2 separate regions of the Mus musculus genome follow, and region 1 is linked to region 2. The links are chromatin loops, found by intact Hi-C in ENCODE. Cell type or tissue: left cerebral cortex. All regions are shown on one strand.

Region 1 (8,000 bases), 66 kb before region 2:
GGAAGGGCATTACTATAATAAGTAAAACCATGTTCAAGAAAGCTATATTAAAGGGACCTCGTATTTGGAAGCATGGAGGTTTCAAAGTGTTAGGTCACACGGCAGATAATGGGTCACAGCAAAGCTGAGTGGAACCAAGTCCCCACTTCGAGATGCCTCATAAGACTGGCAGGTCATGATCAAGGACAAATATCCTTCTGAGGGATTCCATCTGTCTTTGACTCAGCGAAGAGGGAGAAGGGAAGAAGGGACAGATCACACAAGCTTGTGTAGAAAGGGGCAAATCTGGAAGATCAAGGCAGCTCTACACATGGGAAACTAGCTACTCCCATGCACAGGAAAAGGGTGCTATCTGAGAGCAATGACCCCACCCCAGTCTTCCATATAGGTGTGAGCCACATGAAAAGATTTAGGATTACAGCCTCCAAGGCTCTCAGGGAGCCAGAGCTGGGCCAATTGGAAATGGGTTACCCTAGAATGGGCATGGGAGTATCTTCTTAGAGATGCTCATGAAAAAACGCCAGAGAACATTCTAGAAGACATGGTGGGGTCGGAGAATCACACACCGTGTGGCTGCTCAGACTTGTTCTAGGATGGGCTCTGGTGCGAATGGCTCTAATAAGAGGCATAGCCAACAAAGTTGTTCTCTAGAAATTCCCCTGTCCTCCCCCATCATGGGACAGTGGGTCCTTCTGATCCTTTCCCTGTTCTTGGAGAGGAGAGTGAATACTTTTCCTACAGCAATCATTAAAATGCCAGCCTCCACACACAAAGAGGCCAAACTCAGTTCATACCAAGTATCTGGCAGAAACTGACAGGTTCGGGGCCCCTGTGAGCTAAGTCCTCTCTTTCCAAAGATACAGAAAGCAACCTGAAGTTACATTTGATGACATCAGCCATCACGGAAGCTGTATTTGCATTTCACATTGACCATTCTTCTGACTTCAGATACTGATATGTGGCCCATGCCGCTGTCCTGTTGGAAAGGAGCCCTAAGGGAAGGCTTTCATTGCCCATTCTCTAGGACGAGCTCTGAATATTTCATACCTCCTGCTAAAGTCCCCCCCCCCCCTTACAAATACAGCTGGTGAAACTAAGAAGGTCTTTCACCTTTACTGTATCGCCATGTTTATTCAAACTGTGCAGGCTGCACAGGCTATAGAAGCTGGGCTAGTGCCTTGTTACCCTAGGTTTTCTATTTACAATATTCACCACCAACACACCAACACATGCACATTCAACATCCAACAAACTACTCGCCCCGCCCCCAACATCTCATTCCTTCCTAAAACTACTTTAGGGATTGAAGTCAAATGCGTTGCATATATGTACAAAGTCTCCATGCATGGCAAGACTAGGTGGTATGTATACTGCCTAGGAGGCATGTCTAGAGCAAGGGAAGAGCGGGCAGGACTGAGGAGCGCTCTTGAAATGAAAGTGGACTAGGCTGCATGTTTTGCCCAGGTCTTTGGCACGCTTACTATCCTGGCTGCAGCTAAGACTGTCGTCTTGGTGTAAAACAAGAGCCTAGATCTCAGGCTGAGAGCAGAGTCTGCAATACTTACAAACTTGAGAAGAAAGGTGTTTTCCCGAAGTGCTCCGATGCACCCTGCAAACCCCAGAATGAACATCACTCCTCCCACCACAAGGAAAAGCCACACTGGGTCAAAGCCACCGAGGTCGGTGATGGACGAGATGTTGGAGAGGACACCCTGGAGATGGAAAAAACAAAAAAACAAAACTCAGGACACCAGGCCAAGCTGCCAGCAAGTGCCATTCTCTCCCACAGGAGTTATCTGGCCATATTCAGCAGTCATCTGCTGGCAATCTGGGATGACTGTAGTCAAGAGACCAGGTAAGTGAAGGGAAAGGGGGGAAAAGGAATAGGAAAAGGGGAAGTAGGAAGAGAAAGGCTGGAGGACCAGGATGGAGTCAGGGAGGGAGGGAGGGAGGGAGGGAGGCAGGGAGGGAGGGAGGGAGGGGGAGAAAGAAAGGGAGGGAGAGAGAAAGAAAGGAAGGGGGAGAGAGAGAGAGAGAAGGAGGGAGAGGAGGGAGAAAGCAGGAAGGAGGGAGAAAAGGAGGAAGGAAGGGAGGGAGGGAAATAGATTTCTTTGCAGGATCAACCGTGCTTGTATTTTTGGTAAAATGATAAAATAGCCAACCAACACTAATAAAAACACCATTATCAGGCTCTGGGTGGAGCAACTATAGATGGTATCTTTGTTTCAGTGCCCTCAAATACATACTGTTTTGAGTAAAAAGTAGATGTCACAACAAATACACTACCTTGGACAGAAAGAAGTCATTTTAAGTCCCCCGGGACCACTGGCAAGCAAGCCCTTGGCATGTTTCCAGAAATATGGTGGGGTGGGGGAGCGAGGAGCTTGTGAGTGAACTTTGCAGGCTTGTCTGCAAGCGCTCACAGGCCTCCCAAGGTAAAGCGCTCTCCCAGACTCCACACTTGAGCCTCCCGGACAACCCCGTCAGGTTCAGGTCCCAAGGATCCCACAGGTCTGCTCACGTGCTCAGTGGTGGAGACATTCGCCACACTTCAGGGGCTGAGATTAAAAACAAGCAAGTCGCTCCCTTACTTTCAATTCCTTTATTCTTCTACTACATAAGGAATCCAACGTGATTTTATTTCTCCACATGCAATACCCATTTAAGAGAACTCCTTTCTGGAGTGTGAGAACATGTCAAAGCCTGCCAGGAATTATGATACTGATTCTCTAAAATGCAGAGGACACCCTTGGATTTGGTCTCTGGAGACCAGCGACAGTGTTCTGGGAACTGAGAACCTGAAACACCCAGAATCATCACTATTTGATTTTCTTATTACATTTGAAACCTCAAATCAAATCACTTAATTGAAGTATGGTTTACCATCCAATCTAAAAAAGATAGTGAATGTCTTTTTACACAGCACTGCCACCGACCTGGAACAGGGCTGACACATCTGATTTTGGATGAGGAAAATCGAATTTGGAGCAGTTTGGTGACGGGCTGAAGGTCATGGGTTATTTTAGAACTGGAGCAGATGTCTATCTCAGCACTTCCTGATCAAGCAGGCCAGGCAGTTGCCGCAGTGTGCTTCCCAGGCAGTGCCAATCAAACCAGAGTGTAGGAGGTTTAACTTTCAATCCATTGGAAAGTTGTTGAAACATTTGGGGAACAGCATTTTAGAGCTTTTGAGTTGTTTCTTTTTAGGAGTGTCAACTTAAAAAACAACAAAATGTGTTTGACAAAAAAAAAAAAAAAAGCTACAACACTAAAGTATAACATTTTAATTTAGTAGAAATGATGGCGGCCTTAAATAAAGTCAGAGAGGAAGGCTGGGCAGTTTCAAAGCAGGGAGGAGGGGAGTGGGCCCCAAGATGTGCTGCACCCTGCAGGGCACTGCAGGCACAGACCCAGGGCTAAGCCCAGTTTTGTGTTTAAGCTTAGAACTTGGACATTTATTTACCCTGGTTGGAGAAACTGAACAGAAAACACAGAAACCACCAAACAAGTCTACACTTACATAAACGCTGCAGAGAAAAAATGTTGCCAGAGAAATCAGATAGAATGTAGCCAGTGGTTATCAAGGCTCAGCTGGAAGGATGGCAGCCCCTCGGCTTGCCACAGGTGTGAATTCTTCACACCTTGTTCTGTCAGTGGCCAAGCAAACTTTGAGTGCACATGATGCAATCTGAAAAGTTCATTATTGGAGAAGTATTGATTTGCTTGGTATGAAAGACAAAGAGGTGGAGGGGAGAGGAAAACATGTTTATTTTTCCTCACAATTTTTTTGTTTGTTTGTTTGTTTTGTTTTGTTTTTCGAGACAGGGTTTCTCTGTATAGCTCTGGCTGTCCTGGAACTCACTTTGTAGACCAGGCTGGCCTCGAACTCAGAAATCCGCCTGCCCCTGCCTCTGAGTGCTGGGATTAAAGGCGTACGCCACCACGCCCGGCTCTTTCCTCACAATTTTTAATTAAATATTTTAAATTGATGTATTGGAATTGCACATGGTACTGTGGAGGTACAACGTCAAATTTCAGTCGGTGGCTACATGCAGTGTGTGGTGTTCAGATTGAAGTAATTAGCATAACATCAACATTGGCAATTTGTCATTCCTTTTCAGCTGTCTTAAATGTATTAAGTGTTTACAGTGTCTCTGTGTGTACATATGTGCATTATGTATGTGTATATGAGCAGTGGTGTGTGTGTGTGTGCCTGTGTGTGTGTGTGTGTGTGTGTGTACACCAGAGGTAAACCAGAGGGTGTTTGTTATTCTTCAGGCACCATCCTCTTCATTTAGTTTTTAATTTTATTTATCTTTTGAGACAAGGTTACCTCCCTGGAGCTTGGGGCTGGATGATTTGCCTGGCATGTCTGGGCCAAAGGCCCCAGGGTTCTGTTTGTCTCCAACTCCCCAGCTCTGGATTACAAACAGAAGGCACATGTTTGTCTTCTTACATGAATGACAAGGGTGGAATGCTGAGGCCCGCATGCTTGTCCACCAAGCATCTTACTCACTGAGCTATCTCCAGCCCTATTAGATTCTTAAATTGTATTTGGTTACATCAGGCAAGTATAACTACATAATGTACATTGAGCTAGAATTCCACCTCTGACTCCCAATCCTGCTAACGTCCTCTTCCTGGCTCTCCCCATCCCTCTAGTCCGCTCAGTTTCCCTAGACAGTTTGACCTTCACTTTCACATCGTCTGTACACACATGATTTTATGTATATGCAATGTCTAATACCCATAAGAGAGAGAGAACATTGGAATTCGTCATTCTGAGGCTGAACTCATCTGCCTAACTGGATGATCGCCATCACTCATTTCCTGCAAATGACAATTTCATCATTCTTCATGGACGAAAGCAATCCATTGTGTGTACGCACTGCATTCTCTTTATGCATTTCTATACTGGTGAACTTGGCTCCATGCCTTGGTTATGGAGAACAGTGCCGTAGTGAACACTGCCATGCAAGTGTCCTTGTCCTGTGTGGATTGGACAGGTAGCCAGCTAAGGCATATGGCAGTCTCATTTTTCTGTCTTTTGAGGACACTCCACACTGAGTCTCAGTGGCCTGATTAGTTCATATCCCACTAGCATGGCATATGAGCTCTCCTTTGTTCCCATACAAACCACTGTCTGGTATTGTTGTCTCAATGACTGCTACTCTGTCTCTCATAGGATCTCAATTTAGCTTTTATTTACAGTTCTCTGATGGCCAGTTGAACAATTTTTCATGTTTATTGGCCATTTGTATTTCCTCTTTTGGTAACTGTCTGTCCACCAGCCCATTTATTGTTTGGTTCATTTGGCATTAAAGATTTATTTATTATTATAGATAAGTACACTGTTGCTGTCTTCAGACACACCAGAAGAGGGTGTCAGATCCCATTACAAATGGTTGTGAGCCATCATGTGGTTGCTGGGATTTGAACTCAGGGCCTTTGGAAGAGCAGTCAATGCTCTTACCCGCTGAGCCATCGTGCCAGCCCCATGTAGCATTTTCTATTTCTTTGTATATTCTAGAGCTTAGTCTTCCATGGGACGGCAAAGATTCTCTCCCATGTTGCCGTGTCTTCACTCTGCTGTTTCCTTGGCTGTGCAGAAGTTTGGTCATTTCATGAAATCCCATCTGTCAATTGCTTTCTGAGTCCTTACTGAGTGTTGGCGGATGTCAATATCTTTTTTTTAAGATTTTTTTTTAACTTTACATGTGTGTATATGCACATACGCAGGCACCTGACGAGGCCAGAAGAGGATTCAAAGCCCTTGGAGCTGGAGTTCCATGTGAGCTGCCAGACGTGTGTGCTGGGAACCAAACTCCAGTCCTTTGGAAGAACAGCAAGCACTCTCACCCACTAAGCCGCCTCTCCCACCCCATGCCAATGTCTGGAAATGTTTTCTTCCCCAATGGTTTCCGAGTTTTCAGGGCTTATGCTAAGGTCTTGGATCCATTTGGAATGGATTTTTTTGTGCACAGCAAAAGATAAGGATCTAGCTTCGATCTTCCACCATTTGTTGAAAAGAGACTTTTCTCCACTATATTGTACTAAAATCTTGTCAAAAATGTTGGCAGCTGTAACTGCTTGACTCTGCTCCCAGCTCCTCTATTCTGTTCGACTGATATAGACGTCTGTTTCTGTGCAGTACCATGCTGTTTTGTTACTACCGCCCTGTCGTCCCTAAAATAGGCTATGAATCAACCTGAAATTCTTTTTTCCTGAAAATTCTATTGTCTATCTGAGATCTTTTGTGCTTCCAGATGACTTTAATTTTTTTTCTTCTATTTCTGTGAGAAAAAAATAGTGTTGGAATTTTGACAGGTACTGAATTCTGGTGATTGCCTCTGGTAGCGTATTCGCAATATTAACGTTTCCAATCCATGAGCATGGGAGGTCTCTCCATCTTTCTTTGTGTGTTAAAGTTCTCATGGTAGAGGTCTTTCACCGCTGTGGTTACATTTATTCTTGGTACTTGTTTGGATGGCTGGGAATGAGGCTGTTTCTCTGTCTACCCTCTCAGTACGTTTGCCATGGTATAGAGGAAGGCAGTTGATGTTGTATGTGAATTTTTTGTATCCTTTTACTTTGATGGAAGTGTTCATCGGCTCTGAGTTTCCTGTTGGAGTTTTCAGAGCCTCTCGTGTATAGATCGGATCAGCTGTAAATAAGGAAACTGATTTCTTGTTTGTATTTCCTTATCTTAACTTATTGCTCTAGCTAAGACTTTTAAGTACTATATTTAACTGAGTGAGAAATGTGTGTGTTGGGGGTCGGGGCGGGGATGGAGTCTGAGGAGATAGCTCAGTGAACAAGTGCTCACTCTGCAAGTGGAAGGGTCTGGAGCTCTCTGGCATGCACATAAAAGCGAGTTGTGTGACTCTAACTCTAAAATGGGAGTGGGGTGGTGGGAACAAGTAGATTTGGCTTGGTGGCCAGATTGACTACAAAGATAAGCTGCCCATTTCATTGGGTACCCTCTCTCGAAATCTAAGGGAAAATGAAGCTCTCTTCTCTGCATACACATACTGCACACGTGTGTACAACTCTGTTCTCTGCATATGTATACCGCACACGTGTGTGCGCACTCCCAAACCGCAGGGTGGAGAAGGCAGGCGCTCCTGGTTTGTTCCTGATTTCAGTGGAAACGATTCAGCTTTTGTCCATTTAGGATAATGCTAGCTATAGGTTTCTCACATACAGCCTTCATTGTTGAGCTATGGTCCTTCTACTGAGTTCCTTAAATCGTGTGTGTGTGTGTGTGTGTGTGTGTGTGTGTGTGTGTGTGTACACAAGTGCTTGCAGGTGCCCACAGAGGCCACTCATGTCAGACTGCTCCAGAACTGGAGTTAGAGGCAGCAAGCCTGATATGGGTATTAGGAACTGACCTGTCTTCTGCAAGGCTGTACATGCTCTAAATGGTTGAGCCATCTTTCTGGACTCCTCGAGAGCTTTTATCATGAAGGGATGGGGGCTTTGCCAATCCGTATGTACTGTGATGATCACGTGATTTCCACCCTCGAGGCCATGCCTGTGATGACTACATTTACTGACGTATGTATGGTTAACCACCGTTGCATCTCTCAAACGGAGCCAACTTGATTATGTGGACGACGGCCTTTTGGACGTGTTCTTGCGCTTGCTTTGCACGGACTTCACTGAGAATGCGTTCGTTAGGGAGATTAGTCTACGGTCTTTCTTCCTTTCCTTCTCTCTCCCTTTCTTTCTCTCTTGTCTTCTTGTTTCTGTACCTTTATGAGGATTTGGTACCTGAGTAATGGGACTTCGTGAAATGACAGTATTCCCTCCTCTTCTATGTTATGGAATAATTTGGAATAGTATGCTTATTTAAAGGCTTGGTAGAACGGAACGAACTCATCTGGGCCTGGCCTTTATTTTATTTTACTTTATTCAGAGTTGTTTTCTATTATTATTATTATTATTATTATTATTATTAATTATAATTCAGTTGTTTATTATTATTATTGTCATTGTTG
Region 2 (8,000 bases):
GAGGACACAGAACTATGCTACCTTCTGTAAAGCAAGTCTCAACTATTGATCCTGACCTTATCTGCATGTATCCACAGGACATGGCTGGTCAATGTTTGTTTCCAGTAAACCCGCAACGGCAGTTCTCACTAACAAACTGAACTAGAACCTGTCTGAATAGGGTCTGGCTTTGTTTTTTGGTTTTGTTTGTTTGTTTGTTTGTTTGTTTTCATCAAAATACCTCCCTGTGTCCAATTGTCAAAATGCATGTATGATGACAGGGCTCTTTTTAAGAATGGAGTAAGTCACTTAGAAGCAACGCGTAAAGTACTGGGGTGTGTGTTCCCAGCACCAGAAGAAGAAAACAAGACACCCTTGATGGATAGCAACCTCAAGCCACTCCCATTGCCGCTAGGCATTTATGAGTGACCATTTAGCAGTGGGCATTACTTGGGTACTAAAAGGCAGCCTTAGAGACAGACACTTCACACAACAGACTCATCTGAGGGCAGACCTAAATGGTAAGCTGCACAGGCACAAAACATGGAGAACTAATTCTATAGGGCCAGGACACCATTGCCCAGTCCTGACTTAAAACTCAAACAGACTCTGTGTGGGCAGGTCCCCGGGCTAAGGCAAGAAGAGCATTTGAGTTCAGGGAACGATGAGTCCAGCCCCCTGAAAGTGGCTCCAGGAAGGACAAGGACTCATGTCCTTCACCATTGATTCTTTCTGCCTAGACCAGGCCCTGGGCTCAGCAGGCTGGGAATGTTCGGAGACTGAGGAAGAGTGGATAAAATCAGGCTGGAGAGGCACAAAGAGCACACAGCAGCAGAAGGCCTCTTATCCTCCACCGGGGGAACAGGGAAGTTAGCTAGCTGTGCCGCCTTCTGTCTATTAAAAGCATTCTGGTCTCGTTTGTGTGTATGCTTGTATGGGTGTGCTTTGTGTGTGCAGGTGCCAACAAAGGCGTGAAGAAGGTATCAGTCCAGTGGAGACAGAGTTAGAAGCAGTTATGAGCCATCTAATCTAACACGGTGTTCTGATCTTGGATCCCTGGAAGAGCAGCAAATGCTCTTAATCACAGTCCCTTGTCTCCAGCCACAGAGACAAGGGGGGTGGGGGTCAAGATAAGGTTTTACTGTGGAGCCCTGGTTGCTCTGCCTCCTGTACTGGGGTTAAAAGCATGTGCCATCACTGCCCAGCAAGATCTCATCCTTTCAAGGACACCTAGGTTGAAGAAGTGATGCACAGAAAGGGGGAAGTACTTAGAAACTGAAGCCTAGGCCCTAATGAACGAAGGGACAATCGGTGAAATAGGACAAACTAGAGTGAGAGTGAGTGTGTGTGTGTGTGTGTGTGTGTGTGTGTGTGAGAGAGAGAGAGAGAGAGAGAGAGAGAGAGAGAGAGAGAGATCGACCCCCACAAGTTTCATTAGGACTGTTTACTAGTGCATAGGTACACCACTGAAGAAAACCCCATAAATCCTGAGGGAGGGGTAGAGTCAGTAGCCCCAATGTTGTTGACAGCTTGCACAGATAATCACAGCCACTCTGCGTTCAAGGGTACAACTTAGTGCTTGCCTATGAAGCAAAGTCTATCGTCTCTGTCAAATTGTCATCCCGAAGACAGTCTTTAGGAAGAACAAAAGCTATTATTTCCAAGGATCACATAAACAATAGCAATGCCCACCGACTACTATGAGATATAAACAGGGCCGCTTTGATCATTGTTCTTCAGCCTATTAATATGTACATATTAATATTCTGCCAGTTCACTTGAGACTAATGAAGAGCTTCAACAGAACGAAGTGAGATCAGAAGCTAACAGAGCTGGGTCGACCTCCCTGGGTCCTCGCGTCTTAGAACCAATTCCTGCTTCCCATTCCTGACCCTGTCTGCCATTCATCCCCATTCTCAAAACCTTAACGAGGGTAAATACCTCGCACACATTTATTAATGAGGCATCTAGCTTCATGTTGTCACTTGCTCAGATCCCCACATTAAAATTAATGGTGCCTTAAAACTGTAAGGCTCTTTCATTTGTACTGTCACCACACTAAATACAACAAAAAAAGTTTCTCTCAAAAGCCCCAGACCTTCATCCTCCCACCTTCCCTGAGAAAAGAAATGGGCTATGTTTGCCCCCGACCGACCACCGCACCTCCATGCTGAATGAAGCCTTTCTGGCCTCGCCCTGGACAGAGGCAATGCTACTACCCTAAGTGTCGGCGGCCCTGGAAGTGGGACAATGGCTGATGGATTTTCATGGGACATAAATCACAGCTCAATACCTGCCACCTCACAAAGCTGCGTCTCACGAACCCCACACCCTGCACAATACAGCTTGTCATAGCATCTGTGACAGTTGTTGAGCAAGGGAACCTTTGGTATGAGGAGATAGACGGCACTTTCCTTTCAGAGATAGGCTGGTTCTTCTCCCTGCATGATGAAATTTATTTTATTAAAATCACAGTCGCATCCAATTCCCACATGTCAGCTGAAATGTAAAATACACTCGCATGCTTCGTGTAACCGTTGAGTGTTTTAGCGAGACTCTTGAAACCATACTTAGCTGATCACTGCTTAGCGCGGCCCCCAGCCTCTCAGCTCTCCTGCTGTCGGAATTTTATACACAAACTTTTGAACAACCTTTCAGTCCCCTTTGCAGGGGAGGGTGTCTATGAAAATTTGAGGCTAGATGTGATGACACAGGAGGCTGAGGCAGGAGGATGGTGAATTCAAGGTTGGTCTGGACAACATGGTGAGACCCTATGAACACATGTTTGCTACCTGGAAAAACCTACATAGAGCTTTTTTTTTTTTTTTTTTTTGGTTTTTTTGAGACAGGGTTTCTCTGTATAGCCTTGGCTGTCCTGGAGCTCACTTTATAGACCAGGCTGGCCTCAAACTCAGAAATCCACCTGCCTCTGCCTCCCGAGTGCTGGGATTAAAGGCGTGCGTCACCACATCCGGCTCTACACAGAGCTCTTAAACTCACTTAATCCTCTAGAAGGAAATTTGTTGAGCGAACTGTCATGTAGAAATTCTGCTGGCCTCTCTGAAGTCTGTCGACTGTGCCTTTTGTCACATGCAGCCATGATCCCCCAGCATATGAAAAATGACACTCGCAACAGGTCCCAGTTAAGAAAACCCCGAGATCTCTCAGAGGAGACCTCATGCTCATACTCCCTCTTGGGTGGCCCAGGGCACCCGTGTGTGTCCCTTGCAGACAGAAAGTAATGTAGTCACACAGCAGTCCTGGCCCCAAATACTCACCAGACCATGAGCCCCACCTCCAAGGCTTTCCAGAAACCCACTATACGACTGAACACAGAGTCCTGGAGAGAAAGCAAGTGGGCTTCAGTGGCCGAAGGGAAACCCAGAAAAGCACTTAGGTTTCAGTGAGAAAGACAGGGCAGGGCCTGGGTCAAAGGAAAAGATGGAGAGTGGGGGGGCTGGGGTCTGCTCTGGGGAAATGGAGAGAAAGCCTCACGGTTCAGGGAGCTGGCTGGAGGGTGGGGGATGGAAAGACAAAAACACTCACTGACAGCCTGACCAGTACCCATATATGATAACAGGGGACATGCTCTCATGCAAGTTGTCCTCTGACCTTTACAACCTTGCCATACATGCTAAATGTAATTAAAAAAAAAAAATTAAGAGAAGCATCAGCCACACTCTGGTTCCTGAAATCTACACTTGCAATGCGGAACTCTTTCTAGGGTCAGCGGAGGCAGGCGGCTCACAGAACTGCAGCGGAGCGAGAGCTACAGGTACTAACTGCATTCTGTGCTGAGTGGGCCCTGCATGTTTCTCAAGTGGCTGGGCACAGTGGTAAAGGAGGGGCGAGGATCAGCCCAAGCAAGCTTCCCAGGAGAACGACATGCTCAACGGACAGACCTTGGCTTAGGAATAAGGCAGTAGCCACAACCCCATGGACAGACCACAGCAGAGGCTACAGCCACGTGGGGCTTCAGTGTCGGGCTGGAGCCCAGCTGCAGCAGGCCCTGGAAAGAAAGATGCCATAGAGGAGAGGAGGAGGTGAGGGCCAGAGCCAGTGAAGAGGGTGACAAATTGGTGCTCTGGTGTCACAAGCAGCAGGCTTGTTTCCTCCTGGGAGCTGAGGATGTTAGAGGCTTTTACAGGGGAAGCCCAGCTGCTGGGAGGCAGACAGGCAGCATGTGTGCACTGCACCTTCCTCTCAAAGCCTAGGATTCTGTTACTACCAGGCCAGCAGGGGCAGGGCAGCTCAGACTAAGAAGCTGTGGTATCAGGGACCGGAGGGAGGTATGACCTCTGTCAGGCACAGAGCACACTGGATGGCAGACGCAAGCCTGAGGAATATATTCCCTGAAGACCAATAAGCATGCCTTGGCTTCCAGCAGAGGCCAAACTCTGCAGAGGGCTGCTGTAGAGACAGCTGTGTGCAGCTGGTACCAAGTGCAGGGAACCTGTGGGCTCCTGGCTGGGGCAGAAACAGTGTTATCCCCAGGAGCTCCCTGACAGTGACAAGCCCTTGAAAAATGAGTGACTGGCAAATGATTTATGTATAGCAGAAATCTGTCCTCTGAGTCTCTTCACTCCCAGACCAAAGTTCCAACAAGGAGAACCAGCTGAGTCTCCATCACTGGCTAGGGCCATGAGGGTGCAGGAGAATGAAGAGGAGCCACCACTGCCCGGGTGTCCATCCACTGAAGAGTGGAAAATGACAACATGGAGCGTAGAAACAATGGAATTTATGCAATCACCGGGAAGAAGAAATTGTGGATGTGAAAGAGAAAATAGATGGAACTGGAAATTACTATATTAAATACTGTAACCCAGGCTCAGAAAGACAAAAACATGTTCCCATATGCAAATTCTAGCTTCATATGAGTGTGCACGTGTGCGTGTGAGCGTGCGTGTGTGTGTGTGTGTGTGTGTGTATGTGTGTGTGTGTGTGTGTGTCTGTGTGTGTCTGTGTGTGTCTGTGTGTGTCTGTGAATGAGTAGAGATGGAGGCCCCTTTCTAAAGGGGTCCAGGAGAGAGGGAAGGAGGCTATGAGGGAAAGGGTGGAAGAGGAAAATAGAACATGTGATACTAAAGAGTGACGGGATGGAGAAAGGAGGGGCACCCAAAACTAATTATGTATAAAATTTTCATAAAGAATCCAGTTACTTTGTAAGCTAAAAAGCTTGAAGGGCACTCTCGGTCCTCAAGGGGCTTAGTGCCATTCAGGTCACTGTGGGTGGCCTCTGACAGTGGCTAGTCATCCATCAATTAAACAACACAAACCAGCATTGTTTATAGCAAACACACACATACACACACACACAAACTAGAAGAAAATGTCCTGACAAAACCGGGCGTGCTCACAGCCTCTGAGTCACAATATTAAAGAGGAGTCATGTATTATATAATAATCTTTCTGTCAGCTGGCCAAATATACAAAAGTAGTCTGAGGGGCCCACCGTCTAGTGGCAATGGGGCCATCTTGGTTTACGTAAGTGCACTGTGTTTGAACAGTGAACTCACGTAACTATTCATTTCTCAGAGCATCCATGCTGGTAGAAACACCTTCCTATATATCCATCCTGCTGCTGTAAGACGTAGTAAGAAGTCTGAATAATAGCTGATGTGTTGAGAATGGCAGGGGAGGGGGATCTGTTTACAAAGAATTTTTTTATACAATCCTCTAGGAACCTTATGAAGCCTGTTTTGCAGGGAGCCAAAGAGTTTAGCCAACTTGTGCCAAGCAACACAGCATGGCTCTTGGGTCACAACAGATGGGTCTGCTTCTAGAATATCCTTGAGTACCTCGGGAGTTCAGAGATGACAGGCAGGGAGAGGGCGTGAAGGAAAGTACCGCCTGGGGCAGAGAGACAGAGATGCAGAAACGGGCTGGGCTCACACCAAGAGGACAGGCAGGTCAACCAGGAGTGTAGCTGGGTGCACTAGAGGGCACTGGGCATTCAGAGCAGAGGAAAAGGGTACCCAGGCGGTTCTAACCAGACTGAGATTCTGGGCTTCACCATCCTCACCTGTAAAGCAGGGCTAACAACACAGCGTTGCATATGAAGCAGTTGAGAGCAGTGGTAGCTTGAACTCGGAAATTCTTTTGATTTCAGAATTCTTGCATAGACTTTATGGACTGAATAACCCTAACCTGAAAATCCAAGGAGCCTCAGATTTCAATGTCCCTCTCTAAGACGACTAAATGAAGCGCGTACAAAGTGCTCAGACTTCAGGATAAAGCTGTGACCCGGGAGCATCCTGTACCTTTAAGGACGGTGGAAAGTGTCCAGATGGGTTTTTAGAGCTCAGGACACCTCATCAGAGACAGATGGTAGATTGTGATGGGACCAGGCCCCTTTCTAAAATGGAGAAGAGTAGAGGGAAGAAAAAAAAAAAAGGCTGGCTGACTCTGAAAGGCTGACCAAGAAAATCAGGCAAAGAAAAATGGAATGCCATCTCTAAAATTATGGCCTTAACAGCTTTTAAGGAAATAAGATAGGGGAACAGGGCACAGTGGGGTTTTGAAATGAGAAAAAAAAAAAAAGTCTTCTGCTCTCAGAGATGAACTCTGAGAACCAGATGTGCAACAACCCCTCTCAACACACCTATCAAGTTAAAAGTTCTAAGTCTAAGGGTAAAAAAGGGGCTTAGCCTTTCTTTCTTTCTTTCTTTTTTTTTTTTTTTTGTTTTGGTTTTTTGTTTGTTTGTTTGTTTGTTTGTTTTCGAGACAGGGTTTCTCTGTGTAGCCCTGGCTGTCCTGGAACTAACTCTGTAGACCAGGCTGGCCTGGAACTCAGAAATTCACCTGCCTCTGCCTCCCATGTGCTGGGATTAAAGGCGTGCGCCACCACTGCCCGGAGGCCTTTCTTAAGCAAAGAGAGACAGAGAAGAACAATGGCCTTACGCTCAGACTAGCATTCCTAGAGAAAGGGTCATGGGCAACATCAGGATCCACAGTGGACACTGACAGCAGCCAAAGCCAACTTGCACAGTGCCACACTGGAGGCCTCCTGGTCATGAAGGAGACACTGTGGACTTAAGCTGGATGCCTACTGACCCTGGACTTCTCTATCTTTATTCTCAGGGGCCAACAGAGCATCTGACTTTGATCTGGCTCCTCCAGGGACCTGGCAAACAGTAGGAGACTGTGTACTGATTTGTCATTCCTGCACCAAGACTCCCAGGCCACAGAAGGGAACTAGAGACAGCATGAGCCTGGCCTGAGTCAGGCTAGGATCTGGTTTTATGCAGCCATGTCCTGAGGGGGTTATCAGGATGAAGAAATCAGCCCTTTTTATGTTCAGAGTAGAGCTTAGACGGCTGAGGGGCACAAGGTACCAAGGACAAGCAGTAATGGTAGGAATAGAGGAAAAAGAGGAAAACACAAGAGAAGCCTTAGGGAAGTGTATTCACTTCATTTCTTGTTGCTGTGAAAAAATACCTGGATTTTTTTGGCTCATAGAGGGCACCATCCCTCATGGCGAGGATGATAGGGCAGTAGGAGGAAGTGAGGCAGCTGGTCGTGGGGCATACACCTCCAGGAAACAGAGCAGGAAGACACTGCTGCTCAGTTGCTTTTCTTCTTTTGATTCAGTCTAGGACCCTGGCCCATAAAACAGTTCTGTCCACATTTATGGTCATTCTCCCCACCTCAAACCTAATCTTAAAAAAAAAATTCCTTGTAGATGTGCCACCAGATCCTAGCACTTTGACCATCAATATTAACCATCACAGGGGGTAAGAGATACAAAAATGACCCTGAGAGATTCAGGGTCTCCGAGACTCAGAGCAAGTTCCTGTCTATGCCACCGGGGAAGCTTTGCTGAACTTGGAGTTGATTTGCAAAGAGTCTGTTTGAGAGGCTACCCTCGGTAGCTGTCTACTCCAACGGCTGGTGGAAAACAGGGCATTCTGTCATTCAGCAACGCCTTTCCTTCATGCCAATGACTTTTTTTTTCTTTTCATCTTTTTGAGGTGTATGTGAGACACCTGTCATGTATCTATGTGCGTACATGTTTATGTGCA

What was found. Hi-C counts contacts between places; a loop is a spot of excess contacts. Peaks named below come from ENCODE experiments on the same cell type or tissue, not always from the same donor. Only the 100,000 strongest peaks of a DNase experiment are listed, where the experiment ranks them.
Region 1: a loop joins it to region 2, with 1.8 times the contacts of the local background. A loop is called at or near these places in 5 of 42 quality-filtered maps.

Annotation. Positions count from the first base shown.
Region 1 is chr3:138,884,447-138,892,446 of GRCm38, reverse strand. Tspan5 (tetraspanin 5) reads right to left here. Exons shown (of 8, transcript NM_019571.5): 3 at 1,566-1,712. Among named protein-coding and RNA genes, the nearest start is that of Tspan5, 150 kb to the right of the region's middle. In left cerebral cortex, a CTCF peak has its summit at 3,393; DNase peaks (open chromatin) are centred at 3,034 and 6,096; H3K27ac peaks cover 591 bases.
Region 2 is chr3:138,818,310-138,826,309 of GRCm38, reverse strand. All of the region lies in intron 1 of Tspan5 (tetraspanin 5), which reads right to left. Among named protein-coding and RNA genes, the nearest start is that of Tspan5, 80 kb to the right of the region's middle. In left cerebral cortex, a CTCF peak has its summit at 4,177; a DNase peak (open chromatin) is centred at 4,034; H3K27ac peaks cover 1,211 bases.